Regions from separate parts of the Homo sapiens genome. Here region 2 is linked to region 1. A link is an interaction called in ENCODE POLR2A ChIA-PET data of the cell type or tissue named here. Cell type or tissue: PC-3. All regions are shown on one strand. Links, peaks and the distances in the headings refer to the core of each region. The heading gives the core; the rest is flanking DNA.

The links. ChIA-PET counts read pairs that join two places held together with the same protein. Peaks named below come from ENCODE experiments on the same cell type or tissue, not always from the same donor. Only the 100,000 strongest peaks of a DNase experiment are listed, where the experiment ranks them.
Region 2: POLR2A ChIA-PET joins it to region 1 with 11 read pairs; 1 of 35 experiments calls an interaction of 5 or more read pairs at or near these places.

The regions. Positions count from the first base shown.
Region 1 is chr14:50,959,814-50,964,204 of GRCh38, reverse strand. LOC400212 (a long non-coding RNA gene) reads left to right here and starts at 1,878. Exons shown (of 4, transcript NR_170195.1): 1 at 1,878-2,559. RefSeq lists a silencer at 2,000-2,294. In PC-3, for the core only: no CTCF peak of the experiment used is centred there; a DNase peak (open chromatin) is centred at 2,134; H3K4me3 peaks cover 475 bases; H3K27ac peaks cover 921 bases.
Region 2 is chr14:50,782,504-50,786,894 of GRCh38, reverse strand. The region is part of intron 5 of NIN (ninein); the gene reads left to right. Among named protein-coding and RNA genes, the nearest start is that of NIN, 46 kb to the left of the region's middle. In PC-3, for the core only: no CTCF peak of the experiment used is centred there; no DNase peak of the experiment used is centred there; H3K27ac peaks cover 516 bases.

The sequences.
Region 1 (4,391 bases), core at 201-4,200:
GTCATTGGATTACCATTATCCCCCATTGTAAAAATTAGGAAACTATAGCAAATAAAGTTTCTGTATTTGCCCAAGGCCACACAGCTGGTAACTGACAGAGCTGGAATTTAAACCCTTACATGTCGGTTCTAGGGCCTTCACTCTTTTTTTTTTTTTTTTTTTTTTTTGAGGCAGAGTCTTACTCCGTCGCTCAGGCCAGAGTGCAGTGGCGCGATCTCAGCTCACTGCAACCTCCACCTCCCAGGTTCAAGCATTCAAGCAGTTCTCCTGCCTCAGCCTACCAAGTAGCTGGGACCACAGACACCCGCCATCATGCCCAACTAATTTTTGTATTTTTAGTAGAGACAGGTTTTCGCCATGCTGGCCAGGCTGGTCTCGAACTCCTGACCTCAGGTGATTCGCCCACCTCAGCCTCCCAAAGTGCTGGGATTACGGGAGTGAGCCACCATACCCAGCCCTGGGGCCTTCACTCTTAACCATACTTTCCACATAGCAGAGAAGCACGAATCCACACATTCCCCAGCGAGCTGCTCCATCCCTTCCGTCCTCATATGCAAAGCTGTTCCACTTGGGATTTGGAGTAACAAATTAAAATTCCAGTTTTGTGTGTATTTTGTGGGTCCTCAAACATAGATTTGAATGATTTTCAAGTTTTAAATTGTGTTTAGCAGTAATTTATGTGAATATGCATTACCTGGAGGCAGAGACCATGTCTTCTTCAATATGACTCCATGCACCTATTGTTCCCTGTAAGCTGTTCCATGTGCACGTGAACAAACCAACCACAACTGCCCATGCACACACCTCTAATACTAAATACTGAGCAATGCTTCTCAGCTCCATCTGCTCACTACACTGGCATGTATGGCTTAAAGAAGATGTTATCAACTGGGATCAAAGAGTGGCTTTGGAGGAGAGGGAAGTCAGTCTTTCTCCCCCATTTGCTGGAATAGATTGAAATGGTTTATGTCCAGGACCTGAAGAAATTTTGATAGAGAACTGGTCTCCCTGCAAGCTGGCCCTGGCCCTCCCAGAGGATCACCAAGATGGTATAAAAGAGACTCTTCTGAGTAGGGTCTTAGTCCCCACCAAGTGTCCTGGAGGACAGTGAACAAGGCCAACCTCAGGCAAAGCTCTCAAGTAAGCCAGGTGCCTCTCTGGCACCCCCTCACTTTACTTTCTGTGCCCGAAAATTCTCACCAGGAATACAGTATCCGAAGTGTGGAAAGCTTCCGATACTGCAGCTTACCCCATGCCTCCAGAGCCATCCTCAGCTCAATCTCTTTTCTGTTTCCTCAATTAAATCTCCCAGTCTTCAATGTTCAGGCCATTGCTGATCAAGGTAATAATCTCTAATACAATTTCTTACAACTTCCCACTAAGAAACCCATTTGAGCTTCTTAAAATTTAGAAGTTTCAATAGCATTAGAAATCCTGTCAACCACTTGACAGGGCATACATGAAAGGGTCATAAATGCAAAGTGGACCCCAAATGCCAAAGGAGCCAAGACACCAAAGAATGAGGCAGACAAATTCAGTCTGTTGATATAAAGTGATTTATTGGGGGCTGGGTATGGTGGCTCATGCCTGTAATCCAGCACTTTGGGAGGCCGAGGTGGGCAGATCACTTGAGGTCAGGAGTTTGAGACCAGCATGGCCAACATGGGGAAACCCCATCTCTATAAAGATAAAAAAATTAGCCGGGCATGATGGCATGTGCCTGTAGTCCCAGCTACTCAGAAGGCTGAAGCAGGAGAATTGCTTGAACCTAGGAGGCGGAGGTGGCAGTGAGCTGAGATCGCACCACTGCTCTCCAGCCTGGGTGATGAAGTGAGACTCTGTCTCAAAAAATAAAAATAAAATAAATTGATTTATTGGGGGGAACTTACAAACAGAAGCTTGGTCTTAGGCAGCTGGCTACAAGACAGGTAAATCTCTGCACTGCAATCGCCCAGACCCAGGATGTGTATCTTGAGGAAAAAGTATCTATACTCTGGAAGGAATATGTAGGTGGCTATAAGCATCACAGCCTATGATTTCTACAACATTATCAAGGGTTGTTTTGAGGGAAACTTACAATGAATAACTGTTCCTACATAAACAGTAATACATCACCTAGACATTTTGGAGGCATTCCCAGACTTGGGGTTAGTCAGCAGATTAGCATTTAAAATAAAGTCACTTATGTCCCTACTAGTGCCTAAAAAGCATTTAGATCAATGTCAGCATAAAGGAGACTGGACTGCAAAACAGAACTGTGTGCAAAGGGAATTTGTTGAAATAAACAGGCTGCACCCTCTGGGACAGAGAAGCATGGTCACCTGGGAAGGAGAGAAAAGGGAGCTTGGGTCACTCCAGTATCAGCAGCCAGCTCAGAAATGTAGACCTGCACAAAATAATACCCAGGCAGCTATGAGAATATCTGTTGCAGCCAAGAGGGCACCCTGCCTTCTCTTTTCATATCCAGTGAAGACTGTCCCTCTCCGTGACACCATGGCTGGAGGAAGTGGATACACCGTGCCTGCTGCATCTGAGGGCTGAAATGCAAGATCTTCAAAGGTCAGCCATGTTCAGGGCATTTTGCTCACATTCTTGAGGACAAAAATTATGCTTCTCGGTGTAGCAGAACAAAAGAGGGGAGTTGAGAGTAAAATGGCTAGAAGGATGGGAATTTTTAAGTTCCAGCCATTGCTGCATTGAGAACACCAGAAGGGTGTTTTCAGAAAAAAAACTGCTTATTTTCTTCTCCCTGCCTGCTTTTGTTTTTAAAATGTTTTAATGGAACCTCTGATTATGCAAAAGGAAAACTCCAGCCCAGCTCAGCAGAGATGACTGAGATAATGTGGAACTAAATTTTTCTGTGCAGTAATTCATCTTTGTGCAGATAGCATCTGGCAATGGAGGCTGGTTGTTTTCTTCTTTCTTTTTCTTTTTTTTTTGAGACAGAGTCTCGCTCTGTCGCCCAGGCTGGAGTGCAGTGGCGCAATCTTGGCTCATTGCAACCTCTGCCTCCCAGGTTCAAGTGATTCTGGTACCTCAACCTCCTGAGCAACTGGGATTATAGGTGCCCACCACCACACTCAGCTCATTTTTTTGTATTTTTAGTAGAGACGGGGTTTCACCATGTTGGTCAGGCTGGTCTTGAACTCCTGGGCTCAAGCGAGCCACTCGCCTCTGCCTCCCAAAGTGCTTGGATTACAGGCGTGAGCCACTGCACCCGGCCTGGTTGGTTTCATTTTAAGGTACTCCTTTTTGCTCCTGCCAAGCTCAGAGATTGCAGTTGGAGTTCTCAAGACAAGAGGACATGGTAAAAGCCATTCTGCTCCAAAACAATGGTCAGCAGAAACATGGAAGCAGAGTAAGACCCAAGGAAAGAAACAGCCAGTAATGAATTCCCTTGGACAGTGTTTGTCTAATGGACTTTGGGTGCAAGGATGTCTGATATCCAATTTTAAGGCATTTCCTGCTCTGTGAGATTATTCTCTTCCCTTACCTCCCTCCTTGCCAAGTTTTTGAAAAGGCTTCTTTAATTTATATAGACCAATGTCAGTCTTTTTTTAATTTTATTTATTAATTTATTTATTTTTAGATGGAATCTGGCTCTGTCACCCAGGCTGGAGTACAGTGGTGCGATCTCGGCTCACCTGCAACCTCCGCCTCCTGGGTTCAAGCGATTCTTCCGCCTCAGCCTCCTGAGTAGTTGGAACTACAGGTGTGCACCACCACGCCCGGCTAATTTTTGTATTTTTAGTAGACACGGGGTTTCCCCATGTTGGCCAGGCTGGTCTCGAACTCCTGACCTCATGATCTGCCAGCCTTAGCCTCCCAAAGTGCTGGGATTACAGGCATGAGCCACTGCGCCCAGCCTAAACCAGTGTCAGTCTTAAGTGAAAAGTGCTTGTATGATTGAGACTAAGTGATTTGGGGATTGGTGAGTAAGCCAATATGGGCAGAGTTGATTGTGAATAAACCAATGCCCAAACAACACATTTCCTCTAATATTTCTCCTACTCAAAGAGTTATATGCCCAACTTTATCCTAAGGGCCTTTGTGAAAGTAGAGGTAATGACTCATCTGGTAACTTAATTTCCTAGTGGGTCATCATTTCAAGGGCCCCCAAGACCACCCTCATGTTTAGTGATTTGCTAGAAGGATTCAAAGGACTCAGAAGTAAATGTATTCACAGTTACAGTTTCTTGCAGCGAGAGGACACAAAGCAAAACCAGCAAAAGCAAAATCAGATACAAAGCAAAATCAGCTACAAAGCAAAATCAGCACATGGGGCAAAGCCCAAAGGAAACCAGACATAAGCTTCCAGGGTCCTCCCAGTAAAATGGCACAGGATGCACTTAACAGAGCCTACGGTTTTTATTGGGGACTGGTCATAGAAA
Region 2 (4,391 bases), core at 127-4,126, 180 kb after region 1:
GTTCATTTTCATGTATGCATAACTTTGCAGTTTATGAATTATTCATTTACATCGTACAGAGTCAATATTTAATTCTGGAGTAAACTTAATAACCAAGAGAAGTTCTGCTAAGATCTTTTGTAGCTGAAATGCACCTATTTTCCTGTTACTCCCTTGTTAAATTTTCTGTTCCAGTCTTTGACAAAGCAAACAGTTTTATTGCTGATGCCATTTATTCTACCAAAGGCTATGATGTCTTCAGGATGGACTTTTTTTTTTTTAATGGAATTCCATTCTTTTCCTTCATTGTCTTAAGTCTTATCAGATCATCCGGCTATTCCCAGAGATGAAACATTCATTAAAGATGCAATTGTAGATCACTTGAAAGTGATAGAAAGAAGCTCCTTCAAAGCTTATAAAATGTCTCTTTTTCTGACACATACTTTTAGGCTTTAGTGTCCTGGTGAGCCTTCCTGACTTGATCCCAGCGGGAATTGTCTTGGAGACCAGACCCCACCCCCACCTCCTTCCAGATCAACAATTTCTAATATTTATCTTCTAACTAGAAACTAAAACAGACAAGAAGTCAAGAATTAATGTTCATGATGACAGTAACATTTTCTGTCCTACATATCATTAAATATTTTCCAACAGAAAAGTAGTATTCGTTACTTAGCAGCTCTGAGGAGCAGGAAAGGTATTTTTTAAAATCTCTTTCCTTTAAGGACTTTAAAATCCAGTGAACCAAAACTAGTCCCCAGCCTTGGTAGGAGAAGAGGCTTAAGGCCCAAACTCTTAAATTCAGCATTTCCTTGGACCAGCAGTACCAAAGGCTTTTTTAGCCTTCAGTGTAGCAGGTCTCATCTAAATGTGTGTGCGTTTAAAAATCGTGTTAATTCCTGTCATCCCCCGCATGCACTTGTAGCACTTAATTGCCTTTAAAGATAAAGGCACTGATTTGCATTCTGGTCGTGACAACCCTGGCCTTAGGAGCTTGTCCGGGAGTTCAGAATGGAGAGACTGGGAGCTGGGCTGTCAGGCTCTCCATTGCCTTTGCCTTCAAAGGTGGCATAGTGGAAAATGAACCACAGTCCCAGGAAGTGTGTCCCTGCAGAAACAATAGCCAGCCCTGCCGGGCGCACTCAGCTTCCACTACCCAGCTCAGAGCACAGGCTTTATAAATACTTAGGACTGTTAGTGAAATACGCCATAGATGCTGTATTTTTTAAAAGTCTTAAAGTTTCTTTCATGAGCACTCTCCTTAAACTGATTTCTGGTGTTTTCAGAGACTTCCTGTGCTTAGCTACATGTGCTGCTCTTCTAAATGCACACTACAGCTCAGTTTGTTTGGGGAGCTATGTTACTCTAGTACATTTCCTTCCTCTTCTCTCTGGGTTTACAGGGCTTTTTCCTTTCCAAAAAACAAAAACAAAAACAAAAAACCACAACTCTACTCCAGGCTCTGAGGCTGCTGAGATCAGCTCAGCAACCTCTGCTGGGTAAGAATGCCCCGGTGTCTGCCCCCATAATGGTTTTAATTAGCCGTACATTCTGCGGGGCGCAAAGGTCTGCGCTGGAGCAGATGGCTGGTGGGGGTGGCGGCTGGGCTATTGTGGGCAGGGGCCACACCAGGACCACAGGCTGCAGATGCTGGCCCGGCGTTGGGGCTGGAAGCTGGAGATCCAGGAGGCTCTGGCCATCTGCTCTGCAGTCCAGCAAAGCAGGTGTCCCTCCAAAGAAAGCATTCCAGAAATCGGTGCCGCCTGTGCAGCCGCTGTGTGCAGGGCACCCTTGTCCAGCTGTAGGACAACTCAAGAGCTGGCTACAATGGCCAGCATGACATTGAGATGCACGGCCCACAGAGTGGGTTTGGGGGGACTCCTTTTGTCTGCCTGAGGGGTTGGGGACTGTCTTGTGAGCAGCCATTTTGGGGCCGGACAACCTCTGACCTTCTCCCCTCTGCCTACTCTCAATGGGGCTGTTGGCCAGTACACTGGCATAGTAATGAGGAAGGACAAGGCAGCCTCTGCGAGCCGTGGCTGCCTAGGGGACACTGTCTGCAGGGAGGGGCCCCAGGGGAAGCCCTGATCCTAAGTTGAATTGGAAGTTCACTGCTTCATCACAATCATCATGCTCATAGCTGTAGTTCTGGGGATTTCCTTAGCTTTATTAAGGTATAATTACAAAAGTTATGTACGTTTACAGTGTACAACATGATGTTTTGATATATGGATACATTGTGAAATAACTAAATCAAGCCAATTAACATATCAAGGCTGTAGATTTTAAAGAGAGTCTCTTCTGGGTTTGTTCTTTAAAGCTGGCACTAGTCTGTCTGCTGTTTTTTCTGCCCTTGTTCTAGTTTTACACATCCAAGTAGTAAGAATAGTCATTGTAATATTTATTAACAAATGCTTGGCACTTAATGGGCACTGTTGTAAGTGCTTTCCAAATGTGAAGCACACCATCAGAGGTACGTGTTGTTATTCATGTACTCATGAGGAAACTGAGGCACACAGAGGGTAAGTAACTTGGCCAAGGTCACACCACGAGTAAGTAGTAGAGCGGAAATTGAACTCGAGTATGGTTCTGCAGTCTAAACCCCTAACCACATCATTTTTCTGACTGAAATAATAACAATAGCTAAGGTTTCCTAAGTGCCAAGCATATGACTCCATGTCCCTTTGGGTGCACTGGAGTGTCCTCCTCACGTTGTAAGGTACTGAGGGGTCACAGAAAGTGGCAGAGCCAAACAACCCAGACAGTGTTCTACAGTTATCTGTCTACAACTGTGCCTCCAGAGTAGGGAGAATCTGAAGTCCCACAGGATGAGTTTTATGTTTATTAATATCCATTCTTTCTCCAATGAGAGGTTACGTATATTTCAAGGGAAGAAATAAATCTTATCTCATGAATTCAGTCTTGTGAACACATCTCAGCCATTGTTCCTCGCTTTCCCCCCTACTTTTCCAAAGATTTTTGTGATAATCGTCCTTCTAGTGCTCATGGCAGATCTGTGTCTACAGGCCACCTGCCAGGCTTCCACTGTGCTGGGTAAGTCATCAGCAATTAAAGGACCCTTTTCCAGAATGATGCCTCCCTTTACTGGTGGCGTTCCAGTAACTGAATGATTTAATCCCCCTAGCCTTCTAACCTGCCTTCCCCTCCTTCTCTCCCTGCTTTTTAATTGGAACTACTGGCTCCAGGCAGTGAGAATGAAAATAAATGAGCTGTGAATGAATTGAATCTTCCCCCACCCACCCCCCTGAAATAGCAATTTAATAACAAATGCTCAGCCACCCTGTGCTTTTCTCCCTCTTATTAAGGGAACAGAACCTTGGTGGAGACTAGGTAGAAGGAAGCACAGAATACCTCCTATCTGTGTGGTAAGCCCCATCTCTAACTGAGGTGGTCTTGGAATGAAAATGTAGCCATTAGCATAAGCCTGCTTCTCCTTTTAACAGGGTGGTCCTGGCTGGATCTGTGTTTCTTACAAAGGGTCCTAGGGGGAATTCTTGGGATACTGCTACTCCCAGAAGACTTTAAAACATGTTTAAACTGGCTGGGTGCAGTGGCTAACACTTGTAATCCCAACACTTTGGGAGGCCGAGGTGGGTGGATCACTTGAGCCCAGGAATTTGAGACCAGCCTGGGCAACATGGCAAAACCCCATCTCTACAAAAAAAAAAAAATACAAAAATGAGCCGGGCGTGGTAGCAGGCATCTGTAGGTGGGTCAGCGGGGAGGGCCGGAGGATCACCTGAGCGTGGGAGGTTGAGGCTGCAGAACAGAGTGAGACTCCGTCTTAAAAGTAGAAACAAACAAAAACCATGTTTAAACTATCCTTCTCCCCTAACCCCCACCCCCACTTGCCTTAAGATTTTGTGTGAAATCATCGAAGATGAGGATGCTGCCTGGGCTTTCGAAGGCTGTGCCGTATCTGACGACGCTTTTGGGTTGGACTGTCTCAAGAATGTCTGTTTGAGATGGTCTCAGTCCACAAGGCAGATCTCAGTCGAGTGTCTCTGATCTTGCCACTTTAGGAGGCATTGGCATCCAACATTCACCAGCCTGAGCAGCACCTGGGCTTCCCACCAAACCGCCTCATCTGTCATAATATGGGGGAGATGCTGCAGAGCAATATTTACCAAAAGGAGGGAGCTTCCCTTTATCCCACCCCCAAGTCACAGGAAATAAATTTAGTGAGAATTTAGTGGGCAAATAAATAGTGAGAGTTGTACCTATTTCTGTTGCATAAACAACATTTATAACAGTAAAATAATAAAAGAAAATTGTTTCCCATAGTCCTTCAACCAATATGCATCTGTTTTTATTATCTCTATTTCCTTCCAGCCTTTGTCTAATTGTATAAATATTTTTGCTGGTGGTAATCATAGGATAGATAGCATTTT